Linked DNA regions of Homo sapiens: region 1 is linked to region 2. A link is a loop called in an ENCODE intact Hi-C map of the cell type or tissue named here. Cell type or tissue: Caco-2. All regions are shown on one strand. Links, peaks and the distances in the headings refer to the core of each region. The heading gives the core; the rest is flanking DNA.

What was found. Peaks named below come from ENCODE experiments on the same cell type or tissue, not always from the same donor. Only the 100,000 strongest peaks of a DNase experiment are listed, where the experiment ranks them.
Region 1: a loop joins it to region 2, with 5 times the contacts of the local background. A loop is called at or near these places in 3 of 110 quality-filtered maps.

What each region holds. Positions count from the first base shown.
Region 1 is chr2:204,661,310-204,669,032 of GRCh38, reverse strand. All of the region lies in intron 1 of PARD3B (par-3 family cell polarity regulator beta), which reads right to left. LOC124907968 (a long non-coding RNA gene) reads left to right here. Exons shown (of 2, transcript XR_007088057.1): 2 at 1-170. Among named protein-coding and RNA genes, the nearest start is that of PARD3B, 120 kb to the right of the region's middle. RefSeq lists an enhancer at 3,738-4,305. In Caco-2, for the core only: no CTCF peak of the experiment used is centred there; a DNase peak (open chromatin) is centred at 3,572.
Region 2 is chr2:204,607,903-204,615,625 of GRCh38, reverse strand. All of the region lies in intron 1 of PARD3B (par-3 family cell polarity regulator beta), which reads right to left. Among named protein-coding and RNA genes, the nearest start is that of PARD3B, 66 kb to the right of the region's middle. In Caco-2, for the core only: no CTCF peak of the experiment used is centred there; a DNase peak (open chromatin) is centred at 4,385.

The DNA of each region.
Region 1 (7,723 bases), core at 756-5,755, 54 kb before region 2:
CTGGAGGCTCCAAGGGAGGATTCATTAACTTGCTTTTTCTACCTTCTGAAGAGGTTGCCCACATTCTTTAGCTCTTTGGTCCCTTCCAACTTCAAAACCATAAATGGCCAGTCAAGTCTGACCTTCTCTCCTGCTTCCCTCTTCCACAAATAAAGACCCCTGTGATTACACTGAGCCCACCAGGTTAATCTCTCTAGCTTAAAGTAAACTGACCAATCTTAATTTCATATGTTACCTTAATTCTCATTTGTCATGTAACATCACATATACAAATGTTCTAGGGACTAGGAAGTAGACATCTTTCAGATGGTGTTACTCTGCCAACCATAAGGACGGAATGTATTGTCTTTTTTATGAAAAAGGTGTCTTAACAGCACTAAGAATATTCCGAATTAAATGTAAATAAAAGTCAGTGTGCTAGAAGACTTACCTCAGAGATGTATTTGGAATGAAAAGGGTTACAAATTAAGCTGATGACGTAACTAAAAAACATATCTTCGGAAACTTTTAGTGTTAATTTAGAAGTCCAATCTTCAGGAAACGTTGAGTCAAATTCAACTTCTGGGCCTGACATTCTGGAGAATCTTACTCAAGGAAAGCATTAGTTTTTAAACAGTCCATGAGACAACAGAGGTATGAAACAGAGATGGAAAATCTAGAATTGAAATGAAACGTAAACTAACTGAGTCAATAAGAATTCAAAGTGAGCCAAACACATATTTCAATAATAACTTCTAATCTAAAGCACAGAAGCGCTAATCAATCAGAACAGATGCCAGCTGGGTAAGGCCATTCAAGTGTCACCAGCTGACTGCATCAGTCCATCCATTGACCTTTAGAGCTATGCTCACCATGGGGAAAATATTTCCAGACCAACTCTCTCCTCTCTCTCCTGCTTATTCAGTCCTTTCAGATTGGGGAAATGATTAGAATGCCTCCACAGTAAATAAGACTTCATAGACTTGAAAGAAGGCTTTTCATTTATTTACACCTCCTTCCACAACAGAAATGTAGGTTTATTATCAAATGATCCCCTGCTTTCTTCTGTCCATACAAGAATCACCAATGTTTTAACTCTCTTTATATATACACCTCGTTAGGCATACTTTTTCTTATTTGTCTTTGAAATCTTCACAAGTCTTTCACATGCTAAAAGGCAGAGTCCAAAAATTTATATGGCTTGTTAACAAACCCTGATTTAAACCAAACTGTTATTTAGTGTGACTACATGAAAGGCACAGCATAAGGCATAGTGGGAATATAAAGATTCTATGAAAGCGCTGCCTTTTCTCACTATGTGTGACTGCCTTTTTCACTATTTGTGACTCCCCCATGGAAGGCAGAGGCTCTCACACACACAAGCACACACATTCACATGCACACAAAAAATTAGACTAGAAGAGAGTCCATTATAAGATCTGTAACAAAGAAGAAAGCATGAGTGACAGAATGGGAAGGTGGAAAATGTGAGTCAAGTTCAGTATTTGCCTTAATTGAATGTGAGATGCCTCCAAGTGATCCAGGTAAAGAAGTCTAACAGGCAGCTAAAAATCTGGGACTGGAACTCAGAAGAGAGGTCAGACCTAGGACATACACATTGGTAAGTTATATGCATGGAGGTAATATTCAGAGTCAAGGAAAACACATGATATCTGAGGAATTTGAGGTAAAAAAAAATATTTAAGGTAAAAAAATTGAGTTTAAAAAAAACAAATATTTGAGCATTTGCCAACATCATGTATTGGGTGATTTCTATGCAGAGGCACTGAGCTTGCTGCAGTTACAGTAATGAACAAGGGAACACAGCCCCTGCTTTTATGAAGATTCCAGCCTAGTGAACTCTAATCAAAGAGAAATATCCCCAGTAATTTTAAGACCACTCCTAAGTAATTTTTATAACACCCATGATTAAGTCTTTCTGCCATTCTCTTGCCTTACCATGGCCTACTCAGCATTTCCTCATCCTCTCTCCCAGATGGGTATCCGGACATAAGCTGTCTCCCTTATATTCACACCATTCAATGCATATGTCCAGTTCTCAGTTTCCTTTGTCAATCAGCATCTTCTGCTCAGCCTTTACATCCAAATCCCTCAATGTTCACTCAGTCCTAGATACATGACTCTACTTTTCCATATCTCTGTTTTCTCTCCAGTAAGCTCATCTACCGCTAGGACTTTAACCTGGATGGCTCCCAAACACATTTCTACCATGACTTATTACTGAGGGCTCCAACCTTACATCTCAACATAGATGCCTAAACCTACATGCCCAAAACTGAGTGCATGGCATTCTACACCTTAGGTGTTTTTTTTTCATAGCAAATGGTGATAGTTTCCCACTTGTGTGAGCCAAAATTCTAGGATTCATCTATACCCCTCTCTATAACCCCCCTTATGATATCCATCGACAAATTCTATTGACTTTATCTTCTAAATCTATCTCAAGCTGTTCACTTCCCTTCACTCTTACAACTACTCTCTGGGCCAAGTTAACCATCATCTCTTGCTCTCACTACAGCAATAGCCACCTATTGGTTTCTCTACATCGACTCACTTTTCTCCAAATATTCCATGCCCTTCCTATAGTGACATATTTGGAGTCCTACTACTGCTTTAATCCAAAAAGCCCTTCTCCTTTGCTGAAATTACCTTTTATTTTTCCCTCTCTAGTTTAATATTAGAGAGTATCTCTCTAGGTCCAACCTTCATGACTCTTCATCTCACATATGAATCCTTCCTCAGTTCTCCAATTAGAATTAATTTATTATTCCATCGCACCCACCATTACCTTGTTCACATTTTGATTACATCTATTATTTCATTTTGCCTCTATGATTAGTTGCTTATTTGTTTCTTTCTCAAGAGCAGGGGCAATGTCTTCATCAACTTAAAATGCTTTACTCCCCCACTTGAGAGCCCAATCCATCATTATAAAGATTGCCTGGGCTCCACAGGCAGTCAAGTCCATTACTACTGGTGACTGCTGCATGGAAAAGATCATCATATTCAGACAAAGAATGGTTAGTACCAGAGTAAGTTCAAGAAGGAAAATTCATACCAGTAGGCATCAGGCAAACTCATTCATCATTCCATAAATAGTTACTGAACAGCTTTATACTCTGTGAGAGGACAATGTCACAGTCACAAACTCTTTAAAGTTTGCTATATCACATATACAGCCCAAGATATTCCTTGGAGCCCTCTAAAACTTGGTAAGAAGTACGCTAATCGATGCCTATGTTAGATCTCATTTATCCCACTAATTTCTAGTTTCTTGCAACCACAGCTTTCTTGTGAGAATACTTATAAAAATTACCAGTTAGAGGTCACAGACTGTGTCATCAAAAAGGGCCTTTCTTCTAATTACTTCATTTTACAGATGAGGAAATTGAGACCCAGATTTTACACACTCCCTGAGGTCACAAAATTGGCCAATGGCACAGCCAAGATCATAGCATGATTTCCCTGAGTCTTGGTCTAGTGAGTTGGGACTCAATGATCTGTGTAAAACAGAAGGGATCATAGGCGTGGATAATTGGAATGGCTGGAATTTTTCATCCACTGGTTGAGGAATGTGACTCACTCCCTCTAAAATAAGAAAATCTGCCATTGGGAGTGGGACCACAGCCCTGAACCAGATGCCACAGAAGAGCCACACCAGGAAGAGCATCCTTGTTCCTCTGGCAGAGCCCTTCTAGTCCTTTTAACAGGAGCCAAACAGCTTGAGGGTGGGTCATTCCCAGGCAGAGACCCCACCTATAATATGGTCAAAAGATATAGCTTATTATTTGAGGCTATCTCAACACCTTTCACAACTATATGCATATATTTGAGTCATTTTCTAAACCCTAAAATGGGAATATCTTATATTTTCTAAAGATTTTGAAAAGCTGAGATGAAAGAACAAAGACAAAAAAAAAAACAAAAACAAGAAAATCATAGCCACAAACATGATTACCACACTGCAGTATTCTGAAGAGCCACTCCCCACCACATTCTTAACATTCCTAAATCAGTACAAACATTTTCTCTACAGTCTTCATGAGAGCAACGGATTTGCTAAAACTGAACCTAGAAAATATTTACATATGCCAAAGTTCCTATTAAATGCTAGGCTTTTAAACTAATGCCCAACAAACATGGTAAAGAATGAGATGAAAGAAAAGGAGAGAGTGAGAAGACACTGATTATACCTCAAACTGTTTCAGGCTACCTCATCCTGTATGCATTCACTAATGAGCTCAGAAGAAAAATTCTGACTATTTCTGCTCTCTGACATTCACATAGCTTACAGAAAACTATTATCAGGAAATATAGCCAAAGAAATAAGCCCTGCTAATGAGTCCAAATTCTCAAAAGCTATTTGCCTATAAGTTCTTCAGAATAGATTTTACCAGAGCCAAAATGTGCTTAAAAGGAAATTTCCTTAAAACCCAGGATCCATTTTTAAGTGTGTGTAAATAAAAATATCCTTTTTATACAATGCAATGTCACTTACTATCATGTCAAACTGGAAAAAAAAATCAGCATTCAATATAGCAGACCAATGATCAAAACGTAACTAACTTTCAGGGAGGGTGGTAAGCATTTAGTTATGCCCCGTCTGGCAAAAATTTTATTTGCTTTATGTTACTTGCAGGCCACAACTTCTCCAGCTCATCTGGTGCATGCAAACACAACAGACACTCCCAGATGAAAATAATATATGGTTTCTCCATTACTTGAAAAACAAAAAAGACTAGTATCTGAGAGCAAGCAATTGATGCTCTATTCCATATTCAATCTTATCACCCCAAATATTTTCTGCCTTGTCATCTATTTTTGAGATTTGAGTTAAGAATGAAGGTTCTCAGAATAAAACCTATCCACTGGCATTACTACCCAACATATATGTAAGCTATTAGACAGTCATGGGGTTAGAACATATCCAAGCCACAGTATTAGCCTCAGGTCATAAATCAAATAAAAATCCCACCCAATTAAGGGCCCTATTCTTTGAACAATATGAGTTTACTGTCATGTTTGGATACTGAAAAGAGTTTTTGCAATCTGTTTCTCATCTGCTGTCCATTACTTGTACACTTAAAAAATGTGTTTTACAACTTCAGCGAATGCACACATGCCAAAAACACCACTTTTTAAAATCATGGGGGCATGAATTCACACTATAATAATGCAACCGTATATGACAGCTGAAATCAGATCTGTAAATGTCTAATTACCAAATTTATAAATTATGATTTTTAAAATAGTTATCTACTATGTCCACACAGTATGGTAGCTGCTATCTACAAAACGAGATTAATCTTCCCTACAACACTTACGGGTAAATATTAACACTCTCCTACAGACAAGAAAAATAAGGCTCAAAGAGGTAGCTCACCTCACAGAAGGTGAAAGAGCTGGTAAGAGGAGGAATCACACCTGGAGTTTGTAAGCCCAGGTCCAATGCCGCATTTCAAATACTTCACCTCCTATCCATCTACCTTCAATACGATCTTTATATTTTAAAATCCAAGCCAACTAATAAGTGTCATCATTTCCTTTATCTGGTAAAAATCAGTACAATAGGTATGAGTTTAGGTTCCAGAAGTGTTTTGACTTTAATACTCACATTTCCCAATATGATTGTAAGTTCAGCAAATACCTTTAAGCACTGACACTGCAACTAAGGGATGCGGGTGATATTCTCACTGTCATGGCACTAAAATTCAGTAGAAGGATGTGTCCATGCAGAGCTCAGGATACCTCATAGGGAACCTCAGGAAGCCGAGGCTAGCTCACATGAGAATGGCAGGGTGGGCAGCAATGGGCAAGACAGCAGGTACGAGCCAGCTGTGGCCCAACAAGTAGGGCCAGCCTGGGGAAAACAGTAACCATGGTTACAGCTTGGATTAAGCTCATGTCTACATGTTCGTCATGGCGAACTGGGATAAGGAATTACTAAAATGTGGCAAATGTAAAGATACCTATATGGTTAGTTTTGGTGTTTGGATAAGGGAGGAAAGGTAGCATAGCCCCACTTCTTGATGAAGTATAATGGGGTTACAGTATGAGAGTAAATCTGATAATGCAAACCAGGCATTTGGAAAATATGTAATAGAACAGCAGTTTTTAAAGTTGGTCCACAGACTCTTGGGGGTCTCAAGTCCAAAAGGTCAAAGCTATTTCCATAATAATTCTATCATGTTATTGGCCTTATTTACTGTGTTGCCATTTGGACTGATGGCGGGTCAAACTGCTGGTGTCTTAGCATGAATAATGGCAGAGGCACCCAACTATATGAATAGTCATTTTGTTTTTTACCACTACCCAGTACCAGTTCAAAACATAAACAACAGGCAGTTTCACTCAAGGTCTGTAACCAAGCAATAACAATTATAAATGTTATTAAACCTCAACCCTTGAACTTACGTATCTTTAATATTCTATGTGACAAAATAGGAAGTACACATGAAGCACTTCTGATGTATGATGGTTCTGCAAAGAAAAAGAACTTGTGTGATTATGTTGCAAGCTGAACCACCTGCTGTTTTCATGGAACACCATTTTTTTATTTGAATGAATGACTGAAAGGCAGATGATGGTTTTCCAGACTGGTTATTTGGCAAAGATTTTCTTGAAAATATATAAAGTAAGCCCATTACTTCAATGAAAACTCACTGTATCTGTTGCCAATAATAAAATTCCAGCTTTCAAAGGAAAATTAGAATTTTTGCCAACTTGTATTTGCCACCATGAGCTTGACAGCTTCCCAGTACTGAAGAACCTTTCTGATAAGATCAGTGGTAATATTAATAAATGCAATGATTTTGATAACAAATAATAAAATCTGTCACTATTTGGAAGATCTGCATAACTCAATCTATGAATATTTTCCAAGGGACAAATGTATGATGTTACAAAATCACGTGTGGATAACAGTTCCATTCAAAATGCAAGATAGACCAGTGTATTTTACAGTACAGAAAGTTCATTGATATTGTTTCATTTTCTCCCTTGTAAGAAATCCTTAAGAAACTACCATTTGTCAAGTTTTAGTACAGTATTAGAGAAGAATACCCAAAATTACCTGAAAAGAGTATTAAAATGATCCTTTCTTTTCCAGCTACATATTTGTATGAGGCCCAGTTTCTACATAAACCAAAATAGGCACAACAGATTGAATGCAGAAGGAGATATAAGAATCCAGCTGTCTTCCCTTAAATCAGACACTAAAGAAATCTGTGAAAATGTAAAACAATACTTTTTTCAGTAAAGATTTTTGTTCTTAGAAGATAGTTATTTTCTCATAAAAATATATTATTTCATCAACATGTAATGGGTTTATTTTTAAATAAATTTGTTAAATAATTTAGAATCCCTTAGTTATAATATCTAATCCAAAATATTGATAAATATAAGCCACATATACTTAAGCTCATTTGGGTTCTCAAGGAGTTAAGACAGCAAAGAGGTCCTGTGAACAAAAGTTTGAAAACCCCTATAGCAGAGTACTGTATTCCAGATGGAGATGAGGAAATGGTTCCTGAATATTGTGGCTCATTCTGCCTCTGGTCATGAGGTACTTGGTTTCAATATTAAATGTCTTGTTTAGATATTTTAAAGGGGAAAGTAAGTTGCATCTCGGGGACTCCAAGGCCTTCAACAGCAGCATCTTCTTGACACTTCTTCAGGTATTCTTATTCAGCAGGTGGGAAACACAAGCAAAGGGGAAGGGAAA
Region 2 (7,723 bases), core at 1,356-6,355:
TGACAGTGCTCATTGCCAACGTAAAATTCAAACTTTCAAGCAGAAGTTGGGGTTTGGATAAACTATACACCACACTGAGCTTGACAATTTCCCAATTTTTCTGATTTTTCTGATGAGACTGATGGTGATAAGCAAATATGATATTTTAATACTGTACAATGAGATGTGTCAGCGTTTGGAAGATTAGCATAAGTCAGTCAACCAATGTTTTTCAAATGACCAATGTGTGTTATAACAAGTTACAAACTCATTCATGTATAAAAGAGGCATTCAAAGGACAAGACAGACAAATGGATTTTAATGTGACAGAATAGGAAAAGCATTGATATGATTTTAGATTCCGCATTGCAACTAACCTTTAAGAAACCACCAATTGCTGAGTTTTGGTGTAGTATCAAAGGAGAACATCCAGAATTATCTGAAAAGACTATGAAAATATTCATCCCTTTTCCAACTACCTGTTTGTGAGGGCCAGAATTTCTTTCTATACTTAAAAGAAAAATAACATATTAAAAAAAGATTGAACGCTAAAGCAGATATGAAGATCTAACTATCTTCTACATTAAGACAAACATTAAGATCTGCAAAAATGTAAAACACCACTCTTAATAAATTCTGTCTTGGAAAAACATTTACCTCACATAAAAGTGAGTAATTTGCGTGTATTAGGCCGTTCTTGCATTGCTATAAAGAAATACCTGAGATTGCATAATTTATAAAGAAAGAGTTTTAATTGGCTCATGGTTCTGCAGGATATAGAGGAAGCATAACACAAGCATCTGCTTCTGGGAAAACCTCAGGAAGCTTCCAATCATGGCAGAAGGTGAAGCGGGAGGAGGAGCAGGAGCAAGAGAGAGAGAATGAGGAGGTACCACACACTTTTAAACAACCAGATCTTGTGAGAACTATCACCAGGACAGCACCAAGAGGATGGTACTAAACCACTCATGAGAAACTGCCCCCATGATTTAAATATCCCCCAACAGGCCCCACCTCCAACAATGGGGATTACAATTCAACATAAAATTTGGGTGGGGACACAGACCTAGACCATATCACTGTGTTAACATGAAGTGAGTTTTGGCATTATTTTAAAATGAAGTGACTATTTTTGTAATATCTCAGTTTTAGTTTCCAATACAGTAAATATTAGTAGATATAACTCACATAAACAGAAGCTCCATAGCTGGGCTGTCCACATGGTGGTGACTAGTCACATGTGGCCCCTGAACCCTTGAAATATGATTAGTCTGAATTGAGATATACTCTAAGTATAAAATATATATTGGATTTTAAAGACAGTATAAAAAAATGTAATATTGCTCGATTTTTATATTAGTTACATGTTAAAAATATTTTGGATTTATTGGGAAATATCAGCTTTACGTTTTTAAACTTACTGTAGCTACTAGAAACTTTTAAATTGCATATGTAGCTTGTATTTTTGATTTGCATTATATTTCTATTGGACAGTACTAGTCTATAAAGTCCTCAATTTTTAAGTGTGTAAAAAGGTCATGAGACTAATGGTTAAGGAACTGCTGCTCTATAGAGACACGAATCAGTTAAAAAAAAAATCCAAACCTATAAATCTAGACATTTAAGGGGCCCAACAAGACACAGAATTACCTCACAGGGAAAACCACCACCAATCACGAAGGACAGACTAGAGACTCACTCAAATATGAACAATGTAAGGTTCACCCAGCATTTGTGGGAATCCTGTACCATAAAAGCCAGAGGAGACTAACATAAATAAAAAGAAAAAATAAATAACCCTAAGGAAAGATCAATAAGGCAAACAGCAGAAGAAAACTTCAAAAAGACTTTTATACCCTCAGAGAAATGAACAAATATTGCACCCATACAATAGCTATGCTTAAAAGGAATAAAACAAAGTTCATAAAGCAACAAAGAGCTCTTAAAAATAAAACTTTTGATGGCAAAATTTAAAGTCAATAGAAAGTTAAGATAAACCTTAGAAAATGTTACAGAGAATACAACAAAAAGACAAAGAAAGGGAAAATAGGTGGCCAAAAAAAAGAAAATTAGAAGAGTGCTCCAGAAGGTCCAAAACGCAATAACAGAACCAGAAAGAGAACAACTGAAAAACTGTGTGTCTTGAGAATAGGCGAAGGATAAAGAAATAATGTTTCCCAAAACTGAAAATCTACAGATTGAAAGGCTCTAATAAATGCTCAAAGTGCACAGGACAATAAATGGTTTAAAAACCCACAGACATCATGAAATTTCAAAGAACTGGAGGCGGAAAATGCAGAGGCTTGGAGGTACAAGGCAGGTAAAAGGTGGCCTTCTCAACAATAATACTGAAAACTGAAAATAATAGCATACTGCCTTCAAAATTCTGAAAGAGAATGACTTCAACCTAGAATTTCAAACCTTTGTAATAAAGCATGAGTAAAGAATAGACATTTTCAGACATAAATGTCAAAAAAAATATATCTCCTGAGAATCCTTTCCCAGAAATTGACCAGACATGTCTGAAATATATTTAAAGAAATATCACTAAACAAACAAAATGAAACCATTATAAAACCAGGGAAAGAGAAAAAAAATACATGTACAAGTATCCTGTGTGACTCAGCTTTCAACAATATTTTATCATCATACTAATACAAAAACTGAATACTGATCTCACCAACATTTTTAATTAATGAAGCAGGATGCATAGGAAGAGAGAATGAGGGATGGGAACTGGGAAGAAAAAATAAAAAAGAACTAAACTATTATTTATCATAGATCACCTGAAAAGGTCTTAATATTAAAAATCAAGAAATATTCACTCAAGCATATTGCTGATAAATGAGAAGAAACACAAGTTGAAAGTGGTTGCTTCCAAAGAGTAGGGAGGGGTGGGTGGGGCATGGCATTGCTGATATTTGTTAAAAACCTTGTAATACATGCAGTTTTACATGTCTTACTTCAGTGAGTTTAAAATAAATTTAAAATATTTAAAATATCAATAAGAGGAATACACACTTAACTTTATAAATACATATTAACAAAATACAGATATATACATGCACAGACAATTGCAAAGAAAATTGGAAGTTGTAAATTTTTGTTGACAAAGCAAACCAATCTATGAAAAGCTAAGAAGATCAAAGAAATGTATTTGTAAATTTTGAGAATTTCCCATCCAATTTTTGTTCTAAACTAAACATAACTGGGAAGAAAAGACAGTCTCCTATCTAACGTTTCACCAGAGATCACAAACTGGGCACCCGCAGGCTGATGCAGTCCACCTACAGGTCTATACTCCTTGGGCTATATGGTTTGTTGTTGTTCCTGTTGCTTAAAAATCAGGCCAAACTGCAAAAGAACCAGGCTGCCATCTCATCTGGTAAAAGCAAAAGTCGGGCCACTGGTGGCCTGCATTCTACATCGAGGCAACAACCAGCTGCTGCTGAGCTGGGACATCCCAGTGTCTACAACATTTAGTATCTCACATCTCACACCAAATAGTGTGTATTTCTCTGCACATACTCCTATAAATAAGAAACAGAAGACAGATCAAGAAGATCTCATATTTCAAGAATAATCAATATGACATCTGTGTAGAAATGAAGGAAATTCTCACTGTCTAAAATGCAACAGATGCATATTTCACCAGTTACTTGTCTAACTCCTGAAATGATCTGAGTCTGAGACTCCTGGTTTAAAAGTCAATAGGCTTTGAACAGACTCAACCTTAACCATCAAAGATCCACTCAATTCATTTTTGCGATATCCTGCAAGCTTGCACATATATATAGATATAGATATAGATTTATATAGTTGTTGTTGTTCCTATACCCTACACAACTTTTAGATATGGGATGTACGCAAATGGATTTTTAAAAGTGGATCAGTATATTTTAAAATAATTGGAGACTTTGTCCGAATTAGTCCATACATGTATATAGTAAGAACATTAAGAATATGGGACTGCTTTCCCATTTTCTTCCTTTCGTTGTTTATATATATCTTACATATTATAATCTTACTGATGCTAAAAGTCTGCAAGTTATAAACCTTATAAAGGAGATGAGGAAGAACAGGAGAGGTCGTATAACTTTAAAACAGACTTTTTATATTAGTTTTATTTACATACCACGAGACAATCTCCAAATGACCTCTGCCTTCCAAAGTAACATTTTAACCAAAGTGACAGAGAATGGAATGCTACCTTAGAGTCGAAAGCGAGATAAAAGGTAGAAGTCCTAATCTGCTGCTGTACATAGCATTATTCATGACAAGGGTTTCCCCACTTTCTTAGACAGGGGTCAAAATGTCAGTTTTAACTATGTAGCAAATTTTAATAGGATGTTTCTAAGTAAGTACCATAGAGGGCTACAAGGATTTCTTCCTCTGTAGCACATTCGGAATGACACTAGCTGCTTCTCACCTGGTCCCAGGAGTAGTCTCCCAACCAATTTCCCTTCATCTCTGATACATTAGGACTCATGCTGAGCTAACCACTCCCCTAACAGGACTGAGATCAGAATAAGAATTTTGTTTTGTATTTACAAAACATCAAAGTATGAACAAGAAAACTCTCACTGACCTGGATATAGAATTATTCTGCCAAAAAAAAGTGCTACTCAATTCTCTGACCGCTGCTGGAGGGATGGTATGAGAGAAATGATTTCGAAAAGCAGGAAATGCAGTTTGGGAACAATCATTTTCAGTGTACATTGTAAAATGTCTTTGGAATCTTCAAAAATCTGAGTAAATTGTATCAAGCATATATCAACTGAATTTTATATACTAGAAATACTGTTATGTAAATAATAAATACTTCCAATTGTTGGACAGCTGTAACATGGATTGGAACCACTGGCCATGTATTTGTTCTTAGGGTGCTCAGAGGTGGGGAGATGATGTTTCTCCTTCTATCTAGAGAGAGAAGAGGCACCTGTCCTGAAGTAGACTAACATATCAAAGTGGTTCTATGAAGGACAAGGGGCAGGCACGGTGGCTCCTGCCTGTAATCCCAGCACTTTGGGAGGCCAATGCGGGTGGATCACCTGAGGTCAGGAGTTTGAGACCAAGATGTCTGGCCAAGATGGCAAAGCCCAGTCTCTACTAAAAATACAAAAATTAGCTGGGCATGGTGGTGTGCATCTGTAATCCCAGCCACTCGGGAGGCTGACGCAGGAGAATCGCTTTAACATGGGAGGTCGAGGTTGCAGTAAGCCAAGACCGTGCCACTGCCCTCCAGCCTAGGCAACAGAGGGAGACTCCATAAAAAGGACAAGGGAACAATAAGTCAGAATAATGCCGATAGACTACTTAACAAATCATTGTAAATATTTGCCATATTACATTAAGAAGAACAGATTTAATAATTGTTTAGTACTACTTGTAAACCAAAAATGAAATCCTAAGCCCCCCAACTGTCTGAATGGATGTCCCTCATGGCCAAGGGGACTCCAGAGAAACCTGAAAAACTGAATTTCCAGCCACGATGGGAAGGGAGGTGGGACAAACCTCCTTAAACCTCTTCTCTCTGGGAGTTTAGGCATAACTGGCCAGCATTAACATTGAAATTGGCATCATAAGACTGAAAAAACAGACGCTTTGTGGCAATAAGACACCAAGTTCCAACCTGACTCTGGTATAGAGTCACATGTAGACCCTGAAGGAAATCAAAATATCTTACTTCAACATATATTTATTTGACATATATTTTTTCATATCTTGAAATGACCCTATAAAGCCTTCTCTTTTAAGGGAAATTTGCATATGTAGAGAATGTCTGCTAATACAGCCAGGTCTCTCATTTAATCTCTTATTTAAAGGAAAGACCCTTTCTAGGTCTTTCCTGCATCTAGAAGAGATTAGATGAGAGTCTGACACCTTTAAGGTTCAAAAAGAGACATTTATCATCTATTCTCTCTGAAGGATGCTACCTGGAGGCTTCATCTACACAGCAAGAACACTGGACTATATAACTCCCCTTATCTTAACTCAAACATTTCTTACTACTGACTTCATTTAGAAAAAGCATAACTCTTTCAACCAATTTTCAACTAGAAAAGCTTTGAATCCTCCCATGACCTGTAACCCCCACTCCCGACTACTTCAAGATATCCCAGTTCTTTAGGCTAAACCAATGTACATCTTCCATATATTAATTTATTATTTTACTTACACTTTCTGTCTCCCTAAAATGTATAAAACCAAACTATAACCTGACCACCTTGGGCACACCTTCCCAGGACCTCTTGAGACTGTTCCCCAGGCCATGGTCACTCATATTGGCTCAGAATAAGCCTTTTGAAATATTTTACAGAGTTTGGTGTCTCCTTTAGCATATGGAACTTTAATCCTTCCGAGATGCCATTTTCCAATTGCAGAATATGTAGCAAAATATTTTGGGATTCATAAAAAATAAGTTGATGTTAGAATACATTATGCTTTAACTTGATACACTCAAAGACTTAATTTTAAAAATCAAAACTTTCCAAATAGATCCAAATATCTACTGAGAAAGGCTAATCCTGCCTCCTGGAGAATAAACTACCTTAAGAACATTTTAATTTAACTTTAAAAACAAAAGTCTGAATAAAGTGACAACTTTTAACTAGCAAATCTTAAAAGGAGTATAACTCCAGAGCAATATAACAGGGTATTACCTGAATAGCCATAATTATACAACTGGAATTATTTATGCTACAGGGAGACAAAGTCAGATTATTGAAGACACAGGCCCACACTTTTGTTTTAAATCAGGTTTCACAGTTCTCTCTCACCCACAACACAGTAAATTGTATCCATTCTTCTTTTGCTCTGAGAAACTTAAAGACTAAAACCCTTGCAGCTTCCCCAATATCATCACACTGCAAAAGCATAGAAGTCTTGTATGCATATGCAGGAGCAGGGAGGAGGGGGAGTAACAGCAGATATTGCCAGAGTCAGGGCATCATAATCTACTGTCTGGGTAATTCCTGGATAATTTGAGATCCCTGTGAAATGAATGTCACCAACACTCCCAAAAATCTACTGAGCCAACCAACTGATTTATCTGTGCTAATAAAGAGTTTATGCTTTCAGGACACATCACACCCTGATCCTGTCTCCTTCCAGGCATAGCACTGAGAAAATAAGACCCAGCCAATTCAGAACAATTCCTTTTGGCTTGAGATTCTGGGAGCAAAGGAGCATGCTGCACAGCTTTATTCCGTGTCCTCCCCATGGAGATGCACAGCCACCCACACACACTAAGGGTAGAAGAATGGGAAAGGGCAGATATTTCTTTCCCGGGAAAAAAGCCAGAGTGAAAGTTTTGGAGGATATAAACATGTAACAGCTAGTGGAGAGCCATAGAAACCTTCTCCCCAAGCAAATGTGCTTTGCTGTAAACTTTCCTTGCCCCTTACAATATTTAGTGTTGTGTTAATGCAAATATTTTTTTAAATCCACAAGCCTGTGCTGTTTAAAATGCCTAAAATTAAAAACAAATTCCCCCCTGTTGCCTGTCTGAAGCCACCAATACATCCACTCTTTATCATCACAGATATTTATGCAGTAGCTAACTGCTGGGGCTGCAAACCATCTTGCAAACTTCTCCTTGCCTGTGCTGCCAGGATTCTAAACTAAGGGTCCCATTGAACACTTTAAACACAACAGGGTGTGCACATGGGCATCATTCTAGACTGAGGGTTCCTAAATGTCCAAATTGTCAAAGGGGTCCAAGTCCTTAATAAATGCCATAGCT